7 separate regions of the Mus musculus genome follow, and all the other regions are linked to region 6. A link is a loop called in an ENCODE intact Hi-C map of the cell type or tissue named here. Cell type or tissue: left cerebral cortex. All regions are shown on one strand. Region 1 has its middle 610 kb from the start of Gm30904. Region 2 has its middle 470 kb from the start of 5031426D15Rik. Region 3 has its middle 330 kb from the start of Gm30904. Region 4 has its middle 330 kb from the start of 5031426D15Rik. Region 5 has its middle 320 kb from the start of Gm30904. Region 6 has its middle 600 kb from the start of 5031426D15Rik. Region 7 has its middle 510 kb from the start of 5031426D15Rik.

What was found. A loop is a pair of places that touch in the nucleus more often than their neighbours do. Peaks named below come from ENCODE experiments on the same cell type or tissue, not always from the same donor. Only the 100,000 strongest peaks of a DNase experiment are listed, where the experiment ranks them.
Region 1: a loop joins it to region 6, with 6 times the contacts of the local background. A loop is called at or near these places in 3 of 42 quality-filtered maps.
Region 2: a loop joins it to region 6, with 14 times the contacts of the local background. A loop is called at or near these places in 4 of 42 quality-filtered maps.
Region 3: it touches region 6 in a loop (3-fold over the local background); 3 of 42 quality-filtered maps call a loop at or near these places.
Region 4: a loop joins it to region 6, with 2.4 times the contacts of the local background. A loop is called at or near these places in 2 of 42 quality-filtered maps.
Region 5: a loop joins it to region 6, with 2.5 times the contacts of the local background. A loop is called at or near these places in 3 of 42 quality-filtered maps.
Region 7: a loop joins it to region 6, with 4 times the contacts of the local background. A loop is called at or near these places in 2 of 42 quality-filtered maps.

The regions. Positions count from the first base shown.
Region 1 is chr2:7,734,106-7,738,105 of GRCm38, reverse strand. No RefSeq gene overlaps it. Among named protein-coding and RNA genes, the nearest start is that of Gm30904, 610 kb to the left of the region's middle. In left cerebral cortex, a CTCF peak has its summit at 1,576; DNase peaks (open chromatin) are centred at 1,585, 2,646 and 3,597; H3K27ac peaks cover 2,048 bases.
Region 2 is chr2:7,392,663-7,396,662 of GRCm38, reverse strand. It overlaps a transcript of Celf2 not described here. Among named protein-coding and RNA genes, the nearest start is that of 5031426D15Rik, 470 kb to the right of the region's middle. In left cerebral cortex, no CTCF peak of the experiment used is centred here; DNase peaks (open chromatin) are centred at 1,530, 2,258, 2,885, 3,965 and 1 more place; H3K4me3 peaks cover 3,983 bases; H3K27ac peaks cover 4,000 bases.
Region 3 is chr2:8,010,780-8,014,779 of GRCm38, reverse strand. No RefSeq gene overlaps it. Among named protein-coding and RNA genes, the nearest start is that of Gm30904, 330 kb to the left of the region's middle. In left cerebral cortex, no CTCF peak of the experiment used is centred here; DNase peaks (open chromatin) are centred at 1,728 and 2,445; H3K27ac peaks cover 2,463 bases.
Region 4 is chr2:7,253,761-7,257,760 of GRCm38, reverse strand. It overlaps a transcript of Celf2 not described here. Among named protein-coding and RNA genes, the nearest start is that of 5031426D15Rik, 330 kb to the right of the region's middle. In left cerebral cortex, no CTCF peak of the experiment used is centred here; DNase peaks (open chromatin) are centred at 1,547 and 2,150; H3K27ac peaks cover 3,391 bases.
Region 5 is chr2:8,020,739-8,024,738 of GRCm38, reverse strand. No RefSeq gene overlaps it. Among named protein-coding and RNA genes, the nearest start is that of Gm30904, 320 kb to the left of the region's middle. In left cerebral cortex, no CTCF peak of the experiment used is centred here; DNase peaks (open chromatin) are centred at 1,213 and 2,455; H3K27ac peaks cover 2,406 bases.
Region 6 is chr2:7,527,613-7,531,612 of GRCm38, reverse strand. No RefSeq gene overlaps it. Among named protein-coding and RNA genes, the nearest start is that of 5031426D15Rik, 600 kb to the right of the region's middle. In left cerebral cortex, no CTCF peak of the experiment used is centred here; DNase peaks (open chromatin) are centred at 220, 903, 1,755 and 3,245; H3K27ac peaks cover 3,845 bases.
Region 7 is chr2:7,436,920-7,440,919 of GRCm38, reverse strand. No RefSeq gene overlaps it. Among named protein-coding and RNA genes, the nearest start is that of 5031426D15Rik, 510 kb to the right of the region's middle. In left cerebral cortex, no CTCF peak of the experiment used is centred here; DNase peaks (open chromatin) are centred at 1,850 and 2,311; H3K27ac peaks cover 2,595 bases.

The sequences.
Region 1 (4,000 bases), 210 kb before region 6:
CCATATAAACTCTGGATAGCCTAGAGTTTTGGGTTTTTGAGCCATTCTATTATTCTCCCCTTGAGTTGATTTAACTTCACCAATGGGGCTGACTATATTTTGAATTTTCAACATCAAAGGCTATTTCTGTTTTTACCACTTAAAGCTTCTAACAACAAACCAATTGAAGTTCATCAAAACCAAAAAACAACCAAACAACAACAACAATAAAATGAGTCAACCAAATTAATTAAAATTAATCTACTTTTTTGATCCATTGTGTCTTCACTGTCCGCTCACATATTACTCAGTTAACAAGGTATACCAGTTTCCTTTGTTGCTGTTCAATGTTCAGAAATGGTTCTAATGAAAAAGGTTTCAAAGGTACACTGAAAAGAGTTTTAAGACTTAGGTTGATAAGTAGCAGACAGATGCATGTTAGCGATGCTCAGAATGAGAGGGTTAAGTAGAAGTCTTAGGATCAGCTAAGACCTTCCAAATCAAAGACCATCTACTCACTAGACAGTATGAATACAGCTCAAAATTCACTTGATAGATTTGAGCTGCCTTCCAAAGATCTGCAGTTTTTGTTTTAAAATGTACGTGCTGCTACATTAAAGCATGCATTCAATAAATGTATAGTCTTGTCTCTGTCATTAGTATGCAAATATGAGGGGTTTTTGTACTTTTATACACTTGTTGGATTATAGATTATCTAAATTCTTACTTAATTATCAAAGTGGTCAAACTTTAATTGAACAATCAGAAAATCTGCTTGTTCTCTGAAGTTTTGTTCCCAAGATCAATCACAAAGTCTATATCATAAAAAGATATGCTAAATAAATTGTCACATATATCTAATATATAATTATGATAGACTAACACCCTGAGTCAGTGACTGTTTGTTAGTATTTATTAGTTAATATTCATTGGTGAATATGAGAATCAGTTCATAAGCACACATATCATGGTCCCATTTATATATTTATAGAGCCATATTGACAATGGTGCAATTTCAATATCTCTGAAATGAAGGAATTTATATAAATTGTACTTCCTCTTTACATTTGCTTCATTGTTTATCTTTGCAATATTCCTGGAGAGTTCTTGAATTCATATTAAGAAGCTGAATAAATGTTAGTAAAATACAGTTGACTACAGTAGGTTATCAGCATAAATGTAGAATATAATCCCCTGATTATGTAAATGAATATGCTATCTCTAGGTACTGCACAGCTTCTTCCATTTATCTATACTCCAAATAAAAATCCCATTTCATTCAAATATTGGGGCATTCTAATCTTAAAAGAGTGGAGTGTGAGGACTGCAAATATTCATTTTACCTTTGTGATGAGTGCCTTCTAGTCTCAATTTAAAAAAAAAATAAAAACCAATGTAGTCATTTTGCAAAGGAGTGTGATACATCGATGGAAAAAATCTGATGCTCAGTATAGCAATCTCTCAGTTCTTTTTATTTATTGGTCCTAATAGGCAACTAATCTTTAAAGAGATTTCCCTTCAGTTCCCCACATGACAATATGAACAGTTTTATTTCTTCCCTACAAATGTTGTCAAGAAGCTGCATGACTAAGGCACTTGAATCCAGGTGGGGGAGCCCTTTACAGTTTCAAAGTGGAAGAGTTTAGCAGTTCAGTCCTGACTACTTGAAATAATACATTCCCAACTTAGAGTGCCAAAAAGCTATGGTTAATTATTCTCATGGTGATGATAATCACATCGCTTATGATTCTTAAAGGCACCAAGGAAGACAAAAGTTGTACCAATAGGACTCACAAAAATGGAGGCAATATTAAGTGAAAGTAAAAATGTACAAGAGGGTCACATTATGTTAGATCCTTGAACATAGGGGAAGCCATCAGTCCTACCACCTTCCCTATTCCTAAGGTGTTACCAGCTTCTTAATTATAATAAAATTTTACCCATTCCTTACCTGTCTAGAATGTATCCAAGAAAAATATTAATAACATTTCTAAGGAAATAAAAATTACAATTGTAATTGTGTTTTTAAGTAAATCTTCAGATAATTTACAGGAAGCTAATAAAAGCTACAGAGAAAACATATTTATGGGTATATATCATTCACACTTTCAAGTATATAAACTTCTTTCCTGCTTTCCTAAAAAAAGGGGAATCTTGGCTTATAGTACATCAAAAATGGTAACACAAGTCAAATTATTTAGATTATACTATTAATCCATATATCAAGGATTTGATAAGTCAGTAAGAACTATTTTAAATTTTTGTTACATATTTTTGGATTGTAAACAATTATGTGATCAAAGAATTATTATATTTTATTATAGTATGGTTTGCCTGCAAAAATACTTTGTCTTGGAATCAAAATCACAGAGATAATGCATTTAATAACCTAAAAGAAACTATGGGTTATATTATCAAAATTGAAAGACTTGGGACTAAGGAAATGACTAGTTGGTAAAGTGCTTGCCTTTAAGCATGGAGGGTTGGTTGGATTCTAAGCAGTAGTGTGAGAGAGCTTAGCCTAGCATAGCGGCTTATCATCCAGCAATGGGAAGGTGGACACAGGGATGGCTAAATTTACAAGCCTGCCCATGCAACCAAAGTCAGTAAGTAAATCTGTCTCAAAGTAGTGGGATGCACATAAGAAATAACACAGAGGTTGTCTACTAGTCTCCACACGCCCATGCTCAGATGTATGTGAATTTGTTCACACATGTGTATCTCTGAACATATATAGACATAAACACACATGCATGCATGAAAATCTTATTATTTTTTTTCTTGTTTCTATGAGGTGTTGCTTAAGGATGTGGGTATGCTAGGAATTCATATTTAGAGGGATGCAGTTATGTAAAAGTTATAGAGAGTTTCTCTAGTCAGTTTATGTTACTATAACAAAGCATCATAGACCAAGAGAATTAATGGGATAGAGATTATTTCTCATAGCTGGGACTACAGGTCTGACATTAGGGTGCCTGTGCAGTTGGGTTCTTAGTAAGAGTTGCTGCTGTGTTAAAGGATGTTGGATGCTTCTTGTTTCTTTTGTGCTCTGAGCATAAATAGCAAAGTTTTTATTTTGCCTTTTACCAGGGTAGCAATTCCCCTCAAGAGGACTCTAGCTTCATGACCTTTTTAACTCCCAAGAGCCTATCTCCAGAAAGCATCACGCTGGGGATTAGCATGTAAGTATGATGGGAGCAAAGACTTAGAGCTGACAGCCTCCTTTGCTTCATTTAAAATTTTTCTTTTTAGAATTAGGAAAGAAATGGATGCACAACTTAGCAAGAACTTGCCGCTTCAAATACGCACATATAACTTTTAATGTACACAGATGGAGTTACAGGTGCCAGAATCCCTGCTCAGGATAACTGTAGGAAGCTGTGTATACTGTTGCTGGGGTGGGGGTGGGTGGGGGGAGCTTCCCCTTTGTTATGCTAGTGGCAGGGACTTTATCCCATTTACCCAGAAGCCTCTAGGCAACTGCAAATAATGCCAAGGGACCATGCTGCCATATGGCTGTTATGCAGTCCTTTCTGAAGGTGTCACCCAAAGGGGTTCTCTGAGGACTTACAGCCACGTGCAGATTGCTTCCCCCCCTCTCGCTGCCTGCTTCTTTCCTCCCCCGCATACCACCCGCCTTCCTCTCTTCCCTCAAATGTTCTGTAGCTGTCAAGTTTCTTTTATAGAAATAAGTGAAATTATAATGAGACAAGAGATAGACGTGCCAGAGATGAATAGAAAGACTTTATGGAATTGCTGCTGTATCTGAAAGCCTTAAAGAGGAGGCAGGAGGGCGGATAATGGCTGTCACCCTGCACAGGAAGCACTCCCCTGGCACATTTGACTTTCAAAACTGCTTCTGATCCGTTCATAGGAAGTTGGTGCTGTATTAAACTGCATCGTACAGAACTACACTGTAGAGGCAGGGAAAAGTCAAGACCCTGGAATTCTCTTCTGAAAAACCTCATCTGAGAGCCAGAGCTTCTCATTTGGAAAGGCTACCTTGTGGCATCTTCCTAGA
Region 2 (4,000 bases), 130 kb after region 6:
TTAGAAGTTTCTGGTGCTTTTAGAAACTTGGTTCTAGGCAGGCTTTCGCACCAAGTATCTCAACACTGCAAGCTCAAAAACGAAAGAAAGTCAAAAAGTCCAAGAAGGAATGGGAGCGCTTATAATTTTGACATGTCTTCTGCTGTGTTTAGTAATGTGCTCATGTTTGTGCTGTAAAGGAAAAGATGGGAGACAGTGTTTTAGAGAGGGGAAGAGGGGACAGCAAGGAATACAAAAGATGGCACAAGATAAAAAAATATTAGTAAAGATATAGTTGCAATAAATAACGTTATAAAGTGGGGTAAGAAAGCAAAGCATACTGTAAGCAAAGCCCCAACTCTGTGTGCTCAGCTCCATGGTAAGGAATGGCATGGGAGTGCCCGGAAAGGAGCTGCAGAACACCTTCCCGGTGGTGGTGGTGGTGATGCTCACTTGAGAGGACAAGTGAGACCCAAACAGCAGACAGAATGGTCCCAGCATGCTGGCTGCCTTTTTGTGTTTGAACAGTGGCGGTCAGTCCCAGCCTTGCAGGTAATGGAACCCAGCGGGAAGAAGGGGCGGTACCCAGCGGTGCAGCCTGAACTGAGAGCAAATTTAAATTACTGAGTTTTTTTTTTTTCCCTTTTTTTTTTTTTAATTTTTCTACTCTCTGCGACAAACTGAAAAGATTCCAGCACGCTAATTTAACCACCCTGCTTCTTCTTCTCTACCTCCCCCCTCCCTTGTCTCCCTGCTTCCAGGATAATTAAAAGAGAAACCTGTAAAAGCAACATTCCCGTGAGCGAGTTGGTGCTGCAACGTGCTGGTAAGAAAATGAATTTAATTTTTAATCTTTTTTTTCTTTTTTTGGATTTTCCTTTAAAAAAAAAAGCTGAAGGCTTTGTCTCTCTAATGCTGTCATAAGCGTGGCTTCCCTGCTGTGAGGGGTTAGCCTGTAATGAAAAGGTATAATTGCCTGATGTATGACCTCCGCGCCATGCTTATAACAAGGAATAACGGCATCCCTATGCACCCTGATGATGCTTCTCTCTGCAAACTGACTATTCGATGCCCAGCTGCAGCAAGACTGAGATTGCTCCGCTCTGTCAAGGAGCTGTTTGGTTGTTTGGGGTTGGAGTTTCAGTGTCCTCTCAGAAGTCTTGACTTCCTCAAAGTTGCTGCCTGACAGGTGTTATCATGTATTCTAATAGGACCGGTCCCCATCATAACGTTTTGATGTTTACTTCTTAAACAGGAAATACAAGGATTAAACTTCTTTTGTTTATGGAACAGTATAATTATCACAGACTTCTGTAGTCCAGATAATGAAAGACTGGAGCGAGTGCTCTGTAGAGTGATTTTAATCCCTCTTTATCTGTGACTAGTTAGGGGTTCATTAGACAGTCGTGGAGGAGAGCCTCTATCGTTTGGAGACCTTAAACTTGAGATGCCAACTTGCTTCTTTGAAAGGACAATTTTTAATTCAATCCAATTAAACTCAACAAGTATTTCTCCACACTCTGACTGGAACTGCTTGGGGAGTGCCAGTACCTGTTACTCAGGGACAGGGGAGAAAATGAAACACAGTGTAAATGTCCAGAGGCAGGCTTCTCTCCCGCGTCTAGAACGGGCTTCTTACGATGTTCCTGTGTGCTGACTGTTCGCTGTAGATGAGAGTTCAAGGTTAGCTCTCCGTAGACCATAGCACATCCCTTCTTTAGGTGCATGTGCAGTTTGCTTCTGCTAATTAGTACCTGTCGTCTGTACACTTTAGATTGTAGGCTAATACTGTAGAGAAAAAAAACTGGAAATATTATCACCATTGTCATTACTATCAAACACTATGCATGTCATTTAAAAGTACATCTCAATGTAGGAAGTTTTGATCTTATGCAGATTTGAGTGTCAGAAACAGGAAGGAAGGCACATGGAAATGCTTAGACTTTCTGAGGCTGGCTTAGATCTGGGTCAAGAAACTTAGAAGTGAGGACTTTAAAACTTGCTCTTAAATACATATAAAAACATCGAGGAATATAATTTGCTATCCTCTTCTGTGCTTATAAGCTATGATAGATTTTACTTAGTTTTAAGAAGAAAATGGATTAGCAGAAATAGAATGGGAAGTTTTCAGAAGCAGTAGTTAACAGCTGTCTACCAAGGCCTCTGCTAAAGACTATGTCTCCTGTGGCTGTTTGAAGGTTGTTACCTTTGCATCTTAGAGAGAGTGGGACAGTGCGTCCACTGTTCTCTGAAGCCATTCTGTCTAATTGTGTCATCTCTACATTTAACAGCGCTGAACTTTGCCGCCCTTGGGTCTTCACCAATGCCCCCAGAACCACTTGAAATGTCTAAAAGACTTCAGAACATTAGGAAATGTCAACTGCTAAAATAATGTCTGCCTCTTTACAACGGGAGAAAACGCTGTGGATTTAATAGTTCATTTTTTAAAAATCTGCTCCACACCAGTAACTGTCTGTTAGCAATGTTTCAGTAAGAATTGGAATAATGTGTTGCCCAGTAACAAGTAACCAACTCCATAGTGACTGCATAGAATCAGTGATCTGTGTTCCTTAATTATGAAAAAGGTAAATTCTCCTTAAATGTTCAAATGTTCAAAGTCAGGGTCTTCTTTTTCACAAACTTCTAATTGAATGAACAAATGAAAATGAAGATCAGTAGAGCTCTCCAGAATTTTATTTCTGGCACAAAATAAGAATAGGATTAGATAAGCTGAGCCTCTCCCCTTAACAAGATTTGGAGCACGCAAAGGTCTTCTGTGTGAAAGCTGCCTTCCTCTCTTACTGAACACCATGTAAAACCAGGGCTTTCACTGTGCGACTTTGTCCCTGAACTAGTAACCAACTGATGATTCTGTAGACTTTGGCAACTGAAGGATGCCTCCCTCATTAATAAAACATTGAACAACACTGAAGTCACATTTGCCCTACCCACTTTTCCAGCACATAAGGAACCATCAGTGGCCCCAATTTCCGATCCCTAAACATAGCTGTTAGAGGGTCTTTTATGCTCTCCCTGCTGAAGGGCTGTGACATGACAGTTTCCGAGTTGAAGCTCTTACACAGTATCCCTGCATGTATCATTAGCCCTTGCGGCATGTGGGAATACTTTACACCTTATAATTGCACAGGTGTTGAAGTAGAAAATATCGGATGAAGAGAATGCACATTGTGACTTTTCACACCAACATACAGACGAAATTATCAACATGCCAGAGTGAAAATATAAAGCCCGTACGAAAGCCATAAGAATTATGTCTTACAGATAGGATGAGATGTTTGCAGGATTTATTGTTAAGGATGGACATAGTATCAACCAAACAAGCAGTATGTTCAAATCTGGGAGGCAGGACGGGGGTCAAAAAATTAAAAAGCTGCACCTTGATTGTCAAAATAATTCTGATGTATTGTAAGTTTACCTAGGAAACTAGTAAAGATAATTCAATTGATTAGCCTCGATTAACTTAGTATTGTGTCAAGTGATAAGGAAATTAGGGTTCTCACCTCACTTCCCATATTTGCTTGGGTTATTTTTCTATGTGCATGTATTTCCATTCTCTCTCTCTCTCTTTCGTATGTATATTTGTATTTAAATTGTCAATACAGGTTGACTTCAAACCTGTGTTTACTGGGTATAAAAGAGAAACAAGAAAAGAGATAAGAGACATAGATAAAAATGTAAGGAAACGTGAAACCTCATCTCTACTCCTCCCATTGGTTTTATTGTTTAATTTCCTGAGTCTGTCTCCTCAACTTTAAAAAGAGAGAAGGAATTATTCCATTCAAATAGTGTAGTTGGTTTACTTTATCCATGATGCAAATGAGTAACTCCTGTGAAAAGAAAAAAGCAGGTATGGTAGATTTTTTGTGTCAATGGTCCAAATAAGGAGAGCTGTGAGTGAGTCAATTATAGATCCTGATAGTCACTTCTGCACTGCATTGGTGCAGGCTGGCACCTATCTCTTGGTTTAGATCCTTCCATGCTGACACTGGAATATCCCACA
Region 3 (4,000 bases), 480 kb before region 6:
CAAAATGACAAGCAAAACAAACAATCACCAAGTGATCTTTACATTTTGGATTACGCAATGAGCACATAGTCCTCTGTAAATGCCTACCTACAAACTATGTGGTTTTCACCCATTGTTTTTTAAGGATTAATTTTTTCCTGAAAACAGATGAGATTAGGTTTGAGAATTTACTGAGGGTTAGGCACAAAACACAGGTAGAGTAAATCTATATCATGGTGGTACCCTCACCATCTCACACAGGTATTCAACAAAGGTTACAAAGGCAGAGACCTCTCATTTCTTTCTCAAAATCTAAACAGAATTATTGCTGCATTCTGTGCATATTTGCCCAACAAATGCAACCACATGGACTCTTGCTTATTCCCTTTAATATACAAGAGTTAATAGCCATGGCTAATGGGACACCAAACCAATAAAAGGAATGAATGAAACATGTCAACCATTTTTCAAATGAGAACATGTCAGTAAGTGAGCAATTAATATTGTAAAATGCCGTGTTAGACAGGGGCTTTAAAGTCTAATTGTTATTCATTTCCAAATACCAACATTTAAGAAAGCCTCATTTTTATTTTTTTTATTTTTTATTTTTTTAAAATATTTTATTACATATTTTCCTCAATTACATTTCCAATGCTATCCCAAAAGTCCCCTCTAGAGCTCTTGACTCTAGTTGCATATGTATCAAAAGATGGCCTAGTCGGCCATCGCTGGAAAGAGAGGCCCATTGGACATTTTTTTTTTAATCATGATCTTGCTTCAAGTTACCTCTTAACAGAGTTTATTCTTTGCAACAAGTTGAAAACACATTTTCAGACTTGGGTTTTTGTTAATTTCTTTGTTTTTTTTTTATTTCAGTTGATTACATATATATATATATATATATATATATGTATACACACACATATGTATGTATATATATATAATATGTATATATGGGGTGAGGAGGAGGTATGGGATGTGGAACAGTCAGAGGGTGGACAGGGGGAGGGGGAATAAAATCTGGAGTGTAATAAATAAATATATATAACAGACAATGATACAATGAGTCGTGTTTCATAAAATTCTGTCAGTGACATTGTGTCATGGCCTCTTTATTTATTAGTATGAACCATTCTGTATCCTTAGACAAATCAAATCAAAGCATAAAAGCAGTGAGCAGGCTTCCCAGCTAACATGTCTCACAGGGAACAGTTCAACTCGGCCAAGACTGTATGGTCACAGCCTTTAAAGCAATGAGAAATACGCCTTCAGGAGTTAAAGGTGATACCTAGGGATGCTTTCAGCATAGTTTGTCCTTTCAGTAGGCTCCTTTTGTGTGATGTGTGTTTGCTTATTTCTGAAGACAGACGAGAATTAGGTTGAAATTCTTCTGTGACTGTGATGTTCCCATTTTCCTAAAGTCTACTTGAAGTGTTGATTGCAGAGGTCTGATAATCCCTTCTGTTATTTTGTTTTCTAAAAAAAAAAAAAAAAAAAAAAATAGGAAGCTGTCTGCATTCCTCTAACATGTACTCAAAGTCTCCTTTTCCTTCTAAGCACATGTTGGCAACTTTGTCACTTTTGGTTTTTTTCTTCACTATGTAGAGGTTAACACGAGGTTGACTCTTGAAGAGCCTGTGATCAACCTGTAACCATGTAAAAATAATGACTGGAGGCCTTTTGATCTAAAGTTCTCAAAGTGCCTGCAAGAACTGCTCCGCATTTCTGTTCTCCAGCGATCCAGATGCTGCGTGGGCTTCAGAAAGTGCAGGCAGTGACTCATAGGGGAGTGCGAGAGAGCAATCTTAAAGTTCCTTTTAAAGGACATTTTAAAATGAAGGTATAATTTGTATCCATAGAAATGCACTCATATTAAGTATGGCATTTGATTAGTTGTGACAAAAGCGTGTACTTGTGGAACCCACACACTTCCCAAGGTGTCCATTAATCCCATCACTCTGGAGAGCTCCCCTGGGCGCATTTCTAGCCAAATGGGACCCCCTTCCAGGCAAGCACTTTCCTAACGTATGTAATCACAGAGGTTTTTGGTCTTAGTTCAAATTCCAAACAAATGGACTAATAATATCTGTGTCCATGATTCTTGCGTTTCTTTTGACACAGCAGAACCCATTTTCTGATTCGTCACTGTGGTTTTGTATGCTAAAAGGTGCACTGGGTGCTGCTGGACAACAGTCACCTGTCCCCAAGTTTTCATGTCTCCTTCTGTGCTACATTTATATTTAACACCAATAAATCCTATGACATTATGTTTTCTTTCTGTTATTTGTTCCTGTTTCCTCTCTAAGATTCCTCCCTGAGAGAACTGAAGACTTACTCTTACTTTTTTAAAAGCATTTTACATAGCATCTTCTACTGACTTAAGCTTTTGAAATAATTATGCATTTTCAAGATGTCACCAAAAAAAAGTAAGTGTGACTGTTCTCCAGCTTTCTACAATCAGATTATCTTGCCCAGCTGTAGTGGTGGTGAATACATCTGAATAATACACGGAATTTATCCATAATTCTTCCAGACCACTTGTATTGATTTGTGTAGGTGTGAATCCTGGAGAAATCGACACATACAGAGATAGGGTTAATCTGGTGCACTCAGTGTGTAATGTTGTTCCCACAAAGATTCTTTGTACCAACCCTTAACTAACCTTCACAATTCCTGCCTCTCTTTGGCCTGACCCTTAGTGATCATAGCTGTATTCTCAATCTCTGTAATTTCTCACTTCAATGATTTTGTACGAATTAAGTGAAATGGTACAAAGAATTTTTTAGTTTTACTTTTAAATGTGATTTAATCATTTAATATCTACCTATACTGCTATGTTGTCAAGAGTCAAACTGGGCAGTGTTCCAAAGCATGTGACAGCCCATTTATCCATTCATTCACAGAATATACTTTTTCACCTCTTGTCTCCTGAAATCTCTTCTGTCTGTTTTCTTTGCTTAATATTTCACAAATTTTCTCTGCATGTTCTCTGTTTTATGATAAGGTTTTTAAATTCTTGGTAGGAAGGAATAATAGCCGGAGATGACCCTTTCCAGTTTGGTTACAAATACAAATGACTCTATTGTTTTGTTTTATTTTTGTTTTTTGTTTTTCCTTATACCCTTCTTGGTAATTTTCCTGATTTCTCTGCAGATAATAAGTTGCCATTTTTAATGCATTATGGTTTCAAACTATCCGTAGTTTCAGTTCTTCACAGCTAAGTGTGATCTGAAAATATACTCCAATTCACTATTTTCAGAAAGCGCCCAAGAAAGTTAAGTAACACTGCTTTTTACAATAGCAAGTTATTAAGGTTTGATTAATTTAAATTGTTACATTTTTGTCTCTCATTGCACTTACTTGAAAAATTAAACCTAATCCCAGATTAGGAATACATAGTATAAATGGAGTTCATTACTATCCACCTTACTCCAAGATTAAGAGTCTTGAAATTTCCCCTGTTCACATACAATAGGACTTTGTATTGTACTTTCTGCAAGCATCATAGCACAAACAGGCATTGTACTGACTTTATGTTAGTCAGTGGCCTTCTAAAGAAGTTAAAAATCTATAAGCTGCTCAGCCTCAGCAGCAGCGGTCGCCATCTGGGTTCCGGGACTCCGCGGGACCTAGGAAATTAGTCTGAACAGGTTAGAGGGTGCGCCAGAGAACCGGACAGCTTCTGGGACAGGCAGAAGCACAAAGCCGCTGAGGCAGCACCCTTGGCGGGCCGCAGACAGCCGGCCACCGTCTGGACCAGAGGACAGGTGTCCGCCTGGCTTGGGAGGCGGCCTCAGCCTCAACAGCAGCGGTCGCCATCTTGGTTCCAGGACTCCCTGGAACTTAGGAATTTAGTCTGCACAGGTGAGAGTCTGCACCACAGAAGCTGACAGCTTCTGGGAACTGCCAAAGCAACACAGCTTCTGAGAGAGGCCCTGTTTTGGGCCTCCTTCTTCGACCAGGAGGAGGTCCAAAAACAAGATATCTGCGCACCTTCCCTGTAAGAGAGCTTGCCAGCAGA
Region 4 (4,000 bases), 270 kb after region 6:
ACTATCTGAATGAAATCACAGAAATGTAACTCAGTGTTACAAATAGCTCCCTACTTACATTCAATAATCAATCAATAATCAATGAATTTCCAGCTCTCCTAGTCTCTCCTCAACTTAATGAGTACTTCTTGGGTAAGCCCATCTAGCTTCACACTAGGACTAAGTAAATGGTGTGACTATTTTTAAAAGATTATTCTCTCTCTCTCTCTCTCTCTCTCTCTCTCTCTCTCTCTCTGTGTGTGTGTGTGTGTGTGTGTGTGTGTGTGTGTGTGTGTGTGTGTGTGTATGTGTGTGTGTGATATCTGTATGGAGACCATGTCTTCTGAAACTGGAGTTACAAGAGATTGTGAGTTGCCCAGCAGGGACAATGGGACTAGAACTCTGGTCCTTTGGAAGAACAGAAAGTTCTCTTAACCACTGAGCCATCTCTATAGCCCCAGGGTAAGATTTAAGGAAAGTCCCAGAGCTTCTACCTTGTCACAGGTCTCCCTCGCTTGTCCCTAATTCCTTGAAAAAAGAGCAAAGAGTCTTAACAAGAACAAAATCTAACTAGAAAAACCTATCATTAAAATCCCTTGAGATTTTTTTGGAAAATATAGCAGAGGTAGCCAAGTGACCCCTTAAATCAACACACTTAATGTTCTAAATGTTAACTCATCTGGAAATGAGGATTGCATGAAATGTGACCTATGACGACAGGGGTACTGGTCTAAACCAGCCAGGATGCACAGCATTCTTCTTACAGATGTACTCTCTGTAAGGGACTGAGTTCTTCCCTTCTGGTTGATAAACCATTCTTGTAGCATTCCTCTGCCATCTTCCTGTCAGGGCAGCCTCACTAATCTACTATAGGTACTTACTTTTCAGGTCACAGAGCTAAGTCCAGAGAAGAAAATTACAATCTAAATATCACATAGACTCTGTTAGTCACAATCAAATCTAGAACCCGGTAATTTTCTTTACAATTCAGTGAATACTGTGCTTTGCTGACATCTGCTCTGTCCTTTTCAATTTGTGCCTTGAGTGTCAAACCAGGATGCTATAAAATAGCATCTATCACCAAAATAGGGTAGAAGGCTAGAATGAAAAAAGGATTGATGCAGAGTACCCATTTCCATACCCACGGAAAACAGCTAAGGACTGTTTCCTTCATCAAGAATAAAGATCCCATCCAGGTGTGGTGGCGCAAGCCTTTAATCCCAGCACTCAGGAGGCAGAGGCAGGTGGATTTCTGAGTTCGAGGCCAGCCTGGTCTACAAAGTGAATTCCAGGACAGCCAGGGCTATACAGAGAAACCCTGTCTCTAAAAAAAACCAAAAAACAAACAAACAAAAAAAAGAATAAAGATGCCGTGTATCATTGTCCACACACTCCCCTTTCCAGATATGGTATGAACTAGAAGTGTGGGGCTGAGATAGACAAGGCAAACTTTTCTGGGACCAGCTTGAACCATTTTAATGGAATAAATAGATGTGTCTTGCAGAGTAGCAGAAAACTGGCTTTCAGTCTCTTGTAAGGAACAGATGGGAGGTAGGAGTTGAGAACACTATTCTGAGACTGTAGCCATCATATCTGATTCTTTGGTTTTAGCCAAATCACCCAACTGGCTTGTGACTCAGTTGTTCCCATCTGTCAGTGTGTGAAAATAATGGCTTCACCATCTTCTGCACCTCCTAGACTCAAAGGTGGGCTTTGAGAAGCAATAAATGAATCCCTTAAGATATTCTGTATTGATTCAAAACCACTCAGGATACCAAAGATGCATTAATCACTATGGTTAAAGGAAAATTAGCTTTAACCTTTGGGATCAGTGAGTATCCAGGGCCCCTTCTAAATGTAAATATTATTTTCAAAAGGACAATTGATCTGGAACCCATTCCTATGGATCAATGTATTTTGCTGTGCATTGTATCAATTAAGATAACTAGTTCAGCCTGAACCACCCTTTGACAATTTGATCAAAACTACAAAAGGAAATAACACAATGAGCCTTGTTATTCTCCAGTTAGTTAAACAAGAGCTATCAATACAAATATGCTACTAGCTTGATAGAGTGTGTACAATGTGCAGCATCTCTCGTTAGACCTGTATCTATAAGCATCCCTCATTAGTCCTGAATCTATAAGCTGTGTGTGCTTTCAAAGCTGAAAATGTTCTTCCTACAGAAGCACAGATCTTCACGTCCTCTACTCCTTAACATTTCTTTAAAATAATGCCAACTTCCCTCCTCCTCAAGTTTTCATTCTAAAATGTAAAATACATGTGAACATCACTTCATTCTGTGAGTGGCTTTGGAAAGTTTATATAAATTACAATTTGACGGTGGTATTCTGTTTTAGAAGTCACACTTTTTGATGGTTCATTTAAAATGATAATGCCTTCAAGTTGTTTTTGCTAATGCAAAAGAACTTTTGTTTAAAAAAATCTTAAATTTATCTTTAGACAGGCTTCTTGTTGGAAATTTGAAGAAAGTCATTTTTGTTTGATGCAATTCTACTTAATTTACAGAAAACTATTCTTTCATGCTAATGAAAGCTCTTTCTGTAGGATGTGAAAGATCCAATAATAGATTCTTAAAGGTCATTAAAAATAGTCACACTTGTAATATGGAAGGCATAAAGTAAACGTGTTAGTGGCTCTGCCTCAGACCATGTTTTGTGGTTAAGAGGGCAGTTGAGAAACGAGAGTTGGGTAGTGATGACTGAGTCTGAAATAGACATTTTCACAAATCAGCGTTCTACGATGTCTGGAAGTCAGATGACCAAAAGGGACCTTAAGACATAATTGCTTTTCCTTTCCTTTCTAGCCAAGTAGAGACAGAGCAGTCAGGTTGGAATAGGGTCTTCAGACATGCTTCCATGATCTAGCTATGGTGTGAGTTGAAAAGAGGAAAGTTGGAGACATCACCTCTAGTGGGCCAGCTCAGGTTTGTTACTTATTCTTTTTGTTCTCTGAGATCCTCTAGAAATGAGAGGCTAACTGTGATGGCATGCAGAGACATTGCCAGACTCATAAAAGCAACCACAACTCTGCATCTCATTTTGACACAACAACACTGATTAGAGCATCCGTCAGCAGATGTCTAGCAGAACTGACCTCAAGTTGCACATATCAAGAGAACACACCCAAACCAGCGTTTCCTACCCTTACTTCCTCCACTAAAGTTACTTCGAGGAGACTGCATACCGCTGCCTCATCCCATTCAGGTTCCTCACTTATAAGTTATGAGATGGCATCTCAGATTAATTTATCTCGACATTAAGCTACAGAAGTGGCACCATGTTGCTTCAGTGATGTCTTTCTGACCCCAAAGTCACACGAAAGTACAGTTGTAATACGCCCTAACAAAACATAACTAAGACCATTTTGATTTACCACTAGCATTCCTAAAACTCCAGCTTGATTGAAAAGCTCATTCCCTGCAAGTCAATGTCATCTCTGCCCTTGTCTAACTCGATTTCTTGGTTTAGTTATAGATTAATAAGTGAGTCCAAAGACACATGAGACCTGCTAATTATATCTACACACTCAGTCTCTTTCTCTCTCTCTCCCTCTCTCTCTCTCTCTCATACACACACACACACCACTAGATGGATAGATAGATAGATAGATAGATAGATAGATAGATAGATAGATAGATAGATAGATAGATAGATAAATAGATAGATAGAGATAGAGATATATATGATATAGATATATGAAATATGTTTTTCACCTTTCTGTTGTATAATTAACTTAGGAAATCTGTTTGTCGATGGCAAACTGGACAATCCATCATGAGTAGGGAGAGAGGGGGCATGGGATTCTTTATTCAATTTGACATTAGTAAAATTACACATGACTCCAAGAACATCTAGTCTCTTGATCTAATATGTAGTCAATATTATGGGAAAGAAGACAGGACAAGTGAACCCAAAGGTAAAGACACATGCTACCATGCTGCCAAGTGTCTTCGTGACTTAATTCAGTCCTTGGACTCACATGACAGGAAGACAGAAAT
Region 5 (4,000 bases), 490 kb before region 6:
GGTATTTTGTTCCTTATTCTAAGGAGGAATGAAGTATCCACACATTGGTCTTCCTTCTTACCGGAAGATCCAGCAATACCCAGAAGATGTTCCAACAGTTACTAAGGACACATGCTCCACTATATTCATAGCAGCCTTATTTATAATAGCCAGAAGCTGGATAGAACCCAGATGTCCCTCAACAGAGGAATGGATACAGAAAATGTGGTACATTTACACAATGGAGTACTACTCAGCTGTTAAAAACAATGAATTTATGAAATTCTTGGGCAAATGGATGTATCTGGAGGATATCATCCTGTGTGAGGTAACACAATCACAAAAGAAGTCACTTGATACGTACTCACTGATAAGTGGATATTAGCCCAGAAACTTAGAACACCCAAGATACAATTTGCAAAACACAAGAAAATCAAGAAGAGGGAAGACCAAGGTGTGGATACTTCTACATCTTCATCTTAAAGCTACTAGAATACTGGCTTCAAGACAGGTAGGAATAGGGTATTAAAGCTCACATCCACAGTGACGGCCACACCTCCTCCAACAAGGCCACACCTCCTCCAACAAGGCCACACCTCCTAACAGTGCCACTCCCTGGCCTAAGCATATACAAACTATTACAATGCCCAAACATTTAATAGGAACTATGCAAAGGTGCTAGTTCTGTCTTTATTTCCTCCCAAGTAGAAATGGATCTGACGAACTACACTTGCGAATATCACATCTATGCATTTCTCCTCTTGTTTTCTGTAGTTGCTGTCTTAATCCAGACAGAGAACTTAGCTTCACTAGCTACCACCTTGACACCACAACAGCCCATCCACAGACACGTTAAGAATATTCTAATCAAGCTGAACTTTGTACGAAGCAAATATAGCTATGTTTTGTTCCTCCTTGGCTTTAATTAATTTATAAATAATGTTTGTATTTCTTTATTCCGTGTATGTGTGTGTGTGTGTATGTGTGTGCATCACATTGTTTATGTAGAGGCTCTAGGAAAATTTTGGGGAGTCTGTTTCCTGTTCCAAATTCACAATTTGTTTTTGAGGCAGTCTCTCTTATTATAGCTGTCGCTACCCTGGGTACTTTGAACTAGATGTATTGGGATCTGCAGCCTGGTTATTCTGTCTCCACATTCCTTCTCTGTGTGAGATTACAGATTCACAACACTACCCACAACATTGATGTGGTGTCTGGTTTCCGGAGATGGAGTACACTGCCATGCTTGCCCAGTAAGAACTTCTTACCTACTGAGCTATTCTCTAAGACTTTAGTTCACGTTTAAATATATTCATTGTTGGGTTAGAACTGCATTTCCTGTGCCACTTATTCCAACTCCACACCGTATTTTGTTCATGTGTTTTGCTTTGCTTAGAAAATGAATTCTCCCTGCTTGGGCTTTGTAATTTTAATATGCATTTAAAGTTAGCTCAGATTCTCTAAAGAAACCTTGTGGGTACTCCCAAGGCTGAATTCTGCTCTTTGAAAAAGAGAAGAAAGGAAGGAAGAAAGGAAGGGAGGGAGGGAGGGAGGGAGGGAGGGAGGGAGGGAGGGAGAGAGGGAGGAAGGAAGGAAGGAAGGAAGGAAGGAAGGAAGGAAGGAAGGAAGGAAGGAAGGAAGGAAGGACTTACTGTGAAGAACAAGAACATTTTGAAGGAAGCATCTGCTCCTGAAGCAATTTTAATTTCTCAAGCTCTTTCACACTGTAGGGACTGTGACTTGAAAGAAGAGATGATGGCAGAATGAATGAATGAACTTGGTACCCTTCTATCATGGCCTTAGCAAACTAGTACACACGTTATCATCTGTCTTTCGTTATTGCTTAGGGGCTGCTAGGTATTCCAATAGTAATGAGTCTGGCCCCTGTCCATTCTTTCATTAAAATAAACACAGGCTTCCAGCCAAACCTGACTTTAATCTTTAAAATCTCTGCCTTCAGACTAAACTTTTGCCCTCTCTCCAAGCCAGAAAAAAACTTCAATCATCTTGCTTTTATTTTGAGGAAGGATCGTTTCTCATATGTAAAGATTTCCAAAGTGCAAGGATCTTATTAAAAATTAGGTCATAGACTTAAATGGGAATTTACTAAAAAAGAAATCCCTGGATGCTGTTATCCCATTTTTGCAATCAGAAATTAGTTCTGTTGGATGCATAGCAGACTGATACCTGTTCTGTGTCTAATGATCTGAAGGGACACTAAGGGTAAAGCGTGTTAGTTTGTGTGCCACATACATCTAATGAGGAAAAGCTGCACACACCCAAACCACACATCCCGTCACTTCAGATTAATTTAAACTCTATTCAAACTGCACAAAAATCCTGCCTTCACGGAAACATTTTCACATCTGAAGTCAAAGCTATTTCTTGCAAGCTCAATCTTTATTAAATATATCTGATTTATGTTCTGCAGGCTTGAAAAAGGTCAAATTAATTTCATCGTAGTTTCTCTTCGCACTGGCATCTGTTCTTCAGCATGGCGCTGCTGTTATGAGTAAGGCTTCCCCCCAAGTAACAACATGGTGTCTTAAATTATATTCAGAGTCGTAAAAGATTCCAGATCACCCTAATCAGCTTCTTGGCTCTGGTAGGCTGCATATGCACCCTTTTAAAATTTTGTTCTAATATGTCTTTATAATTCAAAGGCTTGTACATGCAAAGTTGATTTGCAAGGAAGAAATTCATAGAAAAGCACAGGAAACCATATATTCATTACAGAGATAAAGAAATGGCAAGGACAAGATGCTCATAGCATATGTAGAAAACTAGTGACTCTGCACCATCCCTTTACAGTTGCCTGTAACTGTTTACTGTCACCCACCAGTTTTGCCTAAAATCCTTGTATTTTTTTTTTAAATGAATAAAAAACCAAATGATACTAATGGGAAGAAAACCACAGAAGGAGAGGATTGCAAAGTTGGGAACATCACCCATGAACTCAGACATGATGATGGAGAGGTCAGAAAGGATAAGTAGGTCATAGGGAATTGGAGGAGGGCCATAAAGAAGAATTAGCTCACACTGTATTCTGAATAATTTTGTTATTCTCAATGGCTTTTCTATTAGAGTTTTGCCATCTTTGCATTATATTTTTCTGCTAGCTATTTCATCCATGTATGTAAATATATAAATAATGTAAATAAACTTCCTCATCTTTTTTAGCAGTTTCTTCACCATCTTACAAATGTTTTAGAGCTTCTGTCTTGTTCTGCTTTTTTTAGGCAATTGCTTTTGTGTTGTTTTAAGATTACCTTTGGGAATATGTTCAAATTTAGTATTTTCTTCATAATCTTTTATCATGACTATTTGTCTATTTCTATGTTTGTGTTGTAAGTGTAGATGCCATTGTGTATAGTGTCAGAATAATTCGCAGGAGTCAAGACTCTCTATCCACTACGATCTTCATGGGGCTTAAATCCTAGTCACCAGTAAGGCCTGATTACAAGTGTCCTTACTCACTAAGCCTCATTGTAACCCTTTGTCTTTGTTTAAATATACTATCTAAAACAGCAAAAAAGATAAACGATAGTTGTGGGAAGCCACATGTGCCGCTGCAGAGTGGCGCTGACTACTGCTGGCCACCACGCATAAGTTTGGACAAACAACCAATGTGTACATATGCAGTAAAGTTTTTTTCAAAGATACTGCCTGGCCCGGGCATGATAATGAGGCTTTGAGAGTATAACCAATCAGATGTGAGACATGCAAATGAGGTATGATAATGAGGCTCTGTGAGGTACAGAGAGAGAGAGTAGCCAATCAGATGAGGAACATGCAAATGAGGCTTAGTGCATAACCAATCCGGGTGTGAGACACGCCTCTCCTAGGCCTATATAAGCAGCACCAGTTCTGGGCTCGGGGTCTCTGTGCCTCTGCAATCAAGCTCTCCCAATAAATGTGTGCAGAAGGATCCTGTTGCAGCGTCGTTACTGCTGGCCAGTCCAGCGCGTGCAAGAGATAGTATTAACTGTAGATATTTATTTCTTGTTCCTAACTAATAAAT
Region 6 (4,000 bases):
TTTATTATCCCTGGTCTGCTTTGTAATTTTGGAAACAGATATAAAGAATGAGCAACCCAAAGCACAGTAATATAGTGGGAAGCATCCTTCATAAGTCAATTGAGGAATTTAATAATCTCTTTAGAAATAAGCTCTGCAGCTATGAGAAAAATGTGTGGGTTAAAGGCCTTCCAATTAAGAAAGGTTTCTCTGTGGATTTATAGGCTGGTGGTTCACTCTTCCTGTTCGTGTTTCCATAGCAACTGTCAGGTAGATTTTCTGCTACTTGCTAGGAAGTTGGAAATGTTGAGTCTGGTTGAGCCTTTTCAATTCAGTGAAGCTTAAATGAAATTCTTTGCAAGGAACTGGCATTTAGCCTGGGTCATTTATTCATATCTAGAAGGAAAAAAATCAATTATAGTAATCAAATGTGCAAATTTTTTATTGGTATTATTTTGGGTACATATTTTGTGCTGTAATCTATTTTTAATGCCAGGGTGCTAAAGGTTTTAAGGCTGCAGCTGGCCTCTTTGCTTTCTGATGGCTTGTGGCTTTAATTACAGCCCAAGACATAGGAAGGCATGCCTTTTTTTGGTCTATTTTTTTGCAAGCTATAATCACCCCTGGTGATATTCAGAAGCGCACGAGGATCCAGAAGGCTCATTAGTTTGAGACACCTATACTGCACAAAACACTGTGTACAACCTTTTATTCTTTTTATTTTTCTTGTTCCATTGGTTATTTGGATTAAAGCCTGGGGATATAAATAATGTAGATGCTATTATTTAAACTTCTTGTGAGTACAGTGTCTTCGTTTTCCCTTCAGATTAAACCCAGTTGGGCGTCACTCTCTGTGGTTAATTTCAACCCACATTGACTGATGCCTGACAGCTCCACGTAGGATGGTCTCCTTTAATCCTTGAAAAGGGAAAAGAAAAGAAAGAAAGAAATATCAAGCCTGTAGGAGGGCAAAGGGAGGAGCGCTTTATGTAACATCCAACATGTGCCACACAAAGGACAGACATCTGAGGGCCATTACTCAATGTGTCTTTTTGTTAGCCTCTTTGCTCACTGGCGCACAAACATCAGTTTCTACAGAAAATAAGGTGCAGTCTTTACCTCACAGGGTCCTGGGGTTTTGTCTGCCATCTTCTCTGTGAACGCTTCCTCTGTCATTTACAAACGTGCCTTCAGAGAGATATTTCAGAGCCTTTCGTTCTGTCCCTATTCTTTTCTCTTGTCATTTATATGGCACACTTCTATCTATTATGTTGACAGTTCATAATGCTATAATTGACTATTGGTAATAATACAAGGAAAGGCAGGGAAAGAGTATGGCAGAGACAGAAACAGGAAGACAGACAGAGAGAGAGAGAGAGAGAGAGAGAGAGAGAGAGAGAGATTTTAATTCAAAGTTGAAATGTTCTTTTTTTTTTTTTTTTTTTTTTTTTTCCTCCTCTATGGTCTAGAAACTGTGCTTTCTTCTGTTAAGCTAAATAAAAACTTTCTCAGGAGAGCAATTGAAGTCGAAGGAAGCTCAGCCTTCAGTCGCTCTGCTAGGAAGTGGAAATGAAGTTGCTCAGCCCCGTTCTCAACTTTATTTACTCTAAAAGGTGGGCAATTTTCTCTTAGAATCAATTGTATTTGGAGCTGCGTGGCTCTCTCAGAGGAAGATGGATCTGTACTCAGGAGCAGAGAGAGGAGGAGGGCTCTGTTCAGGATCCTTGTGGCTGAGGGCTGAGAGATGAGCTGAGTTACAGAGAGGCACTACAGCATATGGATGTATAAACACAGAAATCGTCTGGCAAGACACAGACATGCTGACTCATGCTTTTGTCCATGAATAGCGAGTCACTATTGGGAAAGTAAGAAAGCTGGAAGTCCCCTCTCGGGAGCAGTAGGAGCTCACAGTGCCCAGAGGATCGAAGTCATGTCCTCCTCCTTGCCCACTCTGCCCCCATTTGTACATCAGGTGGGAACTCTCCTCCACTGGCTCTCCCACCAAAGCAGATGCCTAGCTGGGAATGGAACAGCATTTGAGGAAGACACCTATCCTACCCAAGGCTCCATGTTAGCTGAGTATGCTGTTAGTTAAGTAATTGTCCCTATAGTCTTAACTCTCTGATCCTTATGACCACTCTTGCGCAATGAACTCGAAGCTTCCTATTTGGCTCAAGCTCTATTCTTACAAACTTTTGCACTTAGAATAACAGAAAGCCACTGCCTCCTAATTAGCTTCACTGAGAGACACCCTTCTTAGGATTCTAGCAAATCCACCTTGAGGGTTTTTTTTTTTTTTTTTTTGATTTTTTTTGTTTTTTCATTTCTCTAAGGATTCTTTGGTACAGCAATGACATGGGTAGAATTGTATCTCTGTTGGGTCCCCATAGTCCCATGTTTCAAAAAGCTTAGGGAAAACACAAATTCTAGAGTTCCAACCCAGTCAAAGAAACATAGTGAAATTCTGTCTCAAAATAGAGCCACAACAAATATTATACATTTTTCTTTATCAAATACTATATTAAACACTAATGCAAAACTAATTTTCAAAAGCAGACCCTACAAAAATCAGGTATTCATGGATGTTTTTGTATTTTTGTAGACCACTTTTAAAATGCTTATCATTGTTTTTGCAGAATAGACTGGACTAAAACAGTTTTCATTTTACCTTTTCAGTGATTAAAGCTAGGTGTTTGCATAGAATGGAAATCCTTAAAATTTTATCCCATGGCATATGAATTTTGAGAAGCTATACTTTATGTTAAGATTATGCCCAGAATAAATCTATTGTCTTAAAAAAAAAAAAAGAATCAAATAGGCAGGAGCAATTCTGGTTCAGGAATTTTGACTGTGGGTTAGTAACCCTTTCCCTCTATTTGAGATTCTGTCTATCTACTGGAGGTGGTCTCTTTCCCCATTGTTGGGCATTTTAGCTAAGGTCATACACACACACACACACACACACATATCCAAGGAATCAGAAGATCAGCTATCTCAACTAACCCAGATCCCTGGGAGTTCCCAGAGACTGAGTCACAAACCAGACAGCATACATGGGCTGATCTGAGGCCCCTGTCACATATACAGCAGAGGTCTACCTGATCTGGCCTCAGTGGGAGAAGGTCACTTAATCCTTGAGAGCCTTGAGGCCCCAGGGAAGGAGGAGGCCTGGTAGTGGGGGAGCAACTTGCTTCTCTGAGGCAAGGGGGAGGAGGAATAAGATGAGGAACTGTGGCAGGTGGAGGGAGGGGAGCAGCTACTGGAATATAAATAAATAAAATAATTTAAATAAAAAAGAATAAACTAAAACTGTCTTTAGCTATATACATACAAAGCTCACTCTGAATGATTCACTTCCTCCATTAAGGCTCCCTCAGCACTCCATAAGTGCTGAAAGTACCATACCCTCCTTAAGTAGCAGCACTAGCAGCAGAAAGAGCAACTGGATACCAAGTATTTAAATACATGAAACTAAGGCCAACATTCATCATTCAAACCACAACAAAAACAAAGTAAACATAAGCAGCAACAACATAAACAGCAGATAAAATCATTAGATGCAAGTAAAATCTCAACAGGCGAGTCCAGCACTCAAAAACTGTTTGATAAATATTAGCTTACAGAATTGGCATTGTCAAATGTCTTCTGTTGTCACAAAGAGCTCAGAGCTGAAACCCTACAGACACCTGTTGAGATCTCTTCTCTGCCATGTGATCATAAGTAACCTTTAAAATTAATGGAACCTGCTTCTCGGTGGTAAAGCAAAGGAAGTCACACCGGGTTCCTATGCCATTACAGGGACATCTAGCATGTACTTCCTGCCTCCCTCTTTGCACTAGTGTTCTCTTCTGACTGATTAGCATGTTGATTCCTTAAATATCTTAATTATTCTTATGATAAACTTACTACTGTGGCTCTAACACATGTATACAATTTCCCCTATCTCACTATCAGGTTTTTCTTTTTTTCTGTAAAATGTTCTTTTCCTTTATTCAATTTTGAGGAAAATGATGTTTGTTGG
Region 7 (4,000 bases), 91 kb after region 6:
GCCTCCTGGCAGAGGATGAAGGCCCAAAACAGGACTTGTCCCAGAAGCTGTTAGCTTCTGTAGTCCACACTCTCACCGGTGGAGTCAGGGATCCAAGATGTCTCCCGCAGATGCTCAGGCAAAGCCCTCCTGGGCCAGAAGGACACTTATCCTCTGGCAGGGAAGGTGGCCGGGTGTCTGGAGCCCAAAAAGGGGGCTGCCTCAGATGCTCTGTCCCTTTTTTTCTTTTCAACATTAGAATCAAACTATTTTGATTCTGCTTCCAATTCTGTTATTTAAAGTACAGCTATTTAAGTGGTATGCATGTATTTTGATATTTATACATGGAAATTCCTCCTTGTGTACTTACCAAATGTTACAAAAGAAAGACAGGGGCTAAAAATGTTCCTGATTGTTAAAATCAGTTGAGATGTGTCCCCTTGTAAGTAAGGAAATGAACTTGAGAAAATCTCAGAAGCCTTTCAAAGATTCACATTTGGGATCTTCATTTTCTACTTAAGAGTTTACAAGAATTCGTTTTTCTATAATCACAGTTGTAAGGTTCTCTGTCTTCCACCACTGTGCAATAAAGGTAGGTGTGCATTAAATGACTAGCATAAGGCCCACAGAGGGAGTGAAGGCAAAAGTCCTAATTTTTTGTACTATTTTTCTAATCAAAAGCTCTCAGACATATATTACTGAACTAACCTGTTGGAGGAGAAGCCTAAAAACAAAGAAAAAGGGAGGGGACATTATTTTCCCAATGAAAGCTGTACAACTGGCCACATAATGACCTTTTAAATTTAATATGGTAAGGCACTCATAACTTCAGTGTAGTATTAGTATGTAAGCCATCTTCCATGTGGTTCCTTACAGAGAGAGCCTTCTTGTTCCTTCCCCTTGGATCTTCTAGTATTGTATGTGATTGTTTTTGCAGCTTTTAGTTGATGCCACTGGGGAAAATAAAGTGCTTTTGCTTCTTGTAAAAGAAACACTTGATCCTAAAAGTCTAATGAGAAGACTTAGTGAGGATGAGGGCTAGATTCACAAATCCCAATGTCAGGGAGAGAGAGGTCATATCTTTTTTAATTGACAACTACAACTTTAGAGGTGGAATGGCCAAAACATTGAAATGCAGTGGGTCAACCTTCTTTTCTAGTCTCATATTTGACTTTGCTGATTTGCTAAGACTGTATTCTATTTCTGTGGAATCACTATTGATCTTGTGAAGATGCTGTCCCTGCATCATGATACGCATACTCACTTATAAAAGAAAAATGTGCAAATGGGAGAGAAATTTGATGTGCAGAAGCAGAATGTTAATGGCTAAGAGCAGATACAAAGGGAGTCCATCCTACTTGGCTGCAAGAACATATTTACATCTGATACCATTAAGTTCCTAAAAATGATAACTGGGTTATCACATGACAATGCATACCTAGTGTGCACGTGTGTGTGTGAGAGAGAGAGAGAGAGAGAGAGAGAGACAGAGAGAGAGAGAGAGACAGAGAGGCAAACCATAGTGTGTGCATGCATGCACATGTAGGTGTGGGTGTGTATGTTCTTCCTTTACAACCCCACAAACTTTTATCTATCACAAACCCAGAGGAACTACATCACTCTGGCCATTTCTACCTGGGGCATTTGTGATTAAAGATTGCTGATCCATTTGGCAGAGAACTGATTTTGTCTGTTCCAGTATATAGACATATTTCAGGGCTGACCCAGCTTATGCATGCTGACATGGAAATGTATGGCAGATATGACAGATGTGTCCCTCTCATGCCTCATGGAAATGCTAGTGATGTTGGCAGCAGGAACATAAGACGGTGGCAGGCACCAGATTTTCCGTTTTCTTTTCGCCCCCATGCCTGTACTTTGTTCCTCTTTTAGAAGCAGCGTGATGTCAGTCACATTTAAATCAGATGAAAACCTGAATTTTTCATATTAATTAAAGTTCAGTGGATTCCTTATAAAGAATACATGAAAAGATCAGCAGCGAGGGGCGTGGGGGACAGTCACATGGCTGGATCATCTGTAGATTAACTGTGATGGGGTTTAACTGCCTCGTGGGTTTTCTGGACTGATTCCAAATTTAGAAAGCAATTGACAAACAATGTTACTTTATCCTGCTGAAATTTTTTTCACCTTAAAGGAACATAAATGGATGGTAACGATGACTATTTCTAGTGAGTGGAGGTGTAGACAGATTCTTGTGTGTGTGTTTACTGAGATGCCAATGAAGTAACACAATTTTGCCTGTGTAGGTTCACACACACACATACACAAAAATGGGGACTGGAGAGACAACTCAATGGTTAAAATCACTTGCTGTTCTAGAAGAGAATCTGGGTTCTGTACTGTGCAGCCAAACTCTGCAGCTCACAGCCTCCTTTAACACCAGATCTTTGGGCCTCTCCGAGGACCTGCACACATGTGAATGTATATACATACATGAAAGTACTTACATATACGTATGAAGTAATACAGAACATATCTTTAAAAATTACCTAACAAAGCCATTCTGCCTCTGGCAGAATAAGATAGGAAGCATCTTGAGGCTTCAGCTGAAGACGCTCTTCCAAATGTGGCAGGTGCCTGTCATTGACAGCTTCATGCTTGGATTACAGCCTTCCCGTCCATGTTCTTAGACATCACCAAGTGACCCATCACTGCCAAATGTTCTTCCTGGGAGCAGGGGTGGGATTTAAGCAAAGCTGTCATTTTTCTGATACGGTCAGAATGACAAACCAATGTTTGTCCCACCAAAATTCACCTTGGAGAACCAAGAAATTTATTAGGCAGTTATATGGAGGAGTTATATGCAGCCACAGTAAAAACCTCCTCACTCTGTGTAGACGATGGCTTCTCAGCGTCTGCATAGGTGGACTCCCGCTCAATTAACCTCTCAAGGTTCGTAGAATTTAACCCCTATCTAAGACCTACTGGGCCACACGTAATTAGGGAACAATTGCAAAAAGGTCTGGGAGGAGTGGTTGCGAACTTAAGGGTGCAGTCACATTCACCACCCATTGTTCTGGGAGGCAATGCCAACAGTTCAGAGGTTACATCATGATACTCTTGCAAGAATACATAGATGACCTCCTGAAGGTAGAGGAAGTTTATTTCAGGGAGTAGTGTTGTAGAACACCATTCAGTCCTTTCAAGTTCAATTACTGAACCAAGTCAAATTTAAACTTACTAAGAGAGGTTTGTTTCCAAGTATGATTTGGCAAACAAATGAAATCGACTGTGGCCAGTGAGATGCTCAAAAGGTAAAGGCATTGGGCACAATATCTAAAGTCCTGGGTTACTCTGAAGGACTCATATGATAGAATATAATAGAAGAAGAGAACTAGCTTCTTTGAGTTGTCCTCTGGCCCTCCAGTCATATGCTATGCATGCATGTGTGCCCCCACATATAAGCATACATACATACACAATACATACATACACAATAAACAAGTATATAAATGTACTATTCTAGTTTCATTTTTGTTGTGATAAAACACTGTGACCAAAATCAGCTTAGGAGAGTAAATAGATCATTGTACATTACAACAACCAAGCAAAGACAGGCCAGGCACTGAGGCTAAACCATAGAGGGAGGCTGCTTATTGACTTGCTATCAAGGTTTTATTCAGTTAGTTTTTGGAAAAAAAATCAGATTGGTTCATTTGTATAGCTGTTTTGTCGCCATGCATGTATATGAACCATATGAAAGTCTGGTGTTTTTGGAACTCAGAAGGTATTGGATTGCCTGGAAAGAGTTAAAGATGGTTGTGAACCATGATGGTTCATACATACTGGAAACTAAACCCAGAACCTCTGAAAGAGTGAGCACTCTTAACTACTGAACGATTTCTCTAGCCATGTTAGCTTTCCTTTCATCCCTGGACAATCTGCCCACTGCTTACAGTAGAATGGGCCCTCCCACATCATTTACAGATCAAGATTATCTCCCACAGTGTGCCCAGAAGTGAATTCTTGATTGAGATCCCTACTTCCTTGATGAATATAG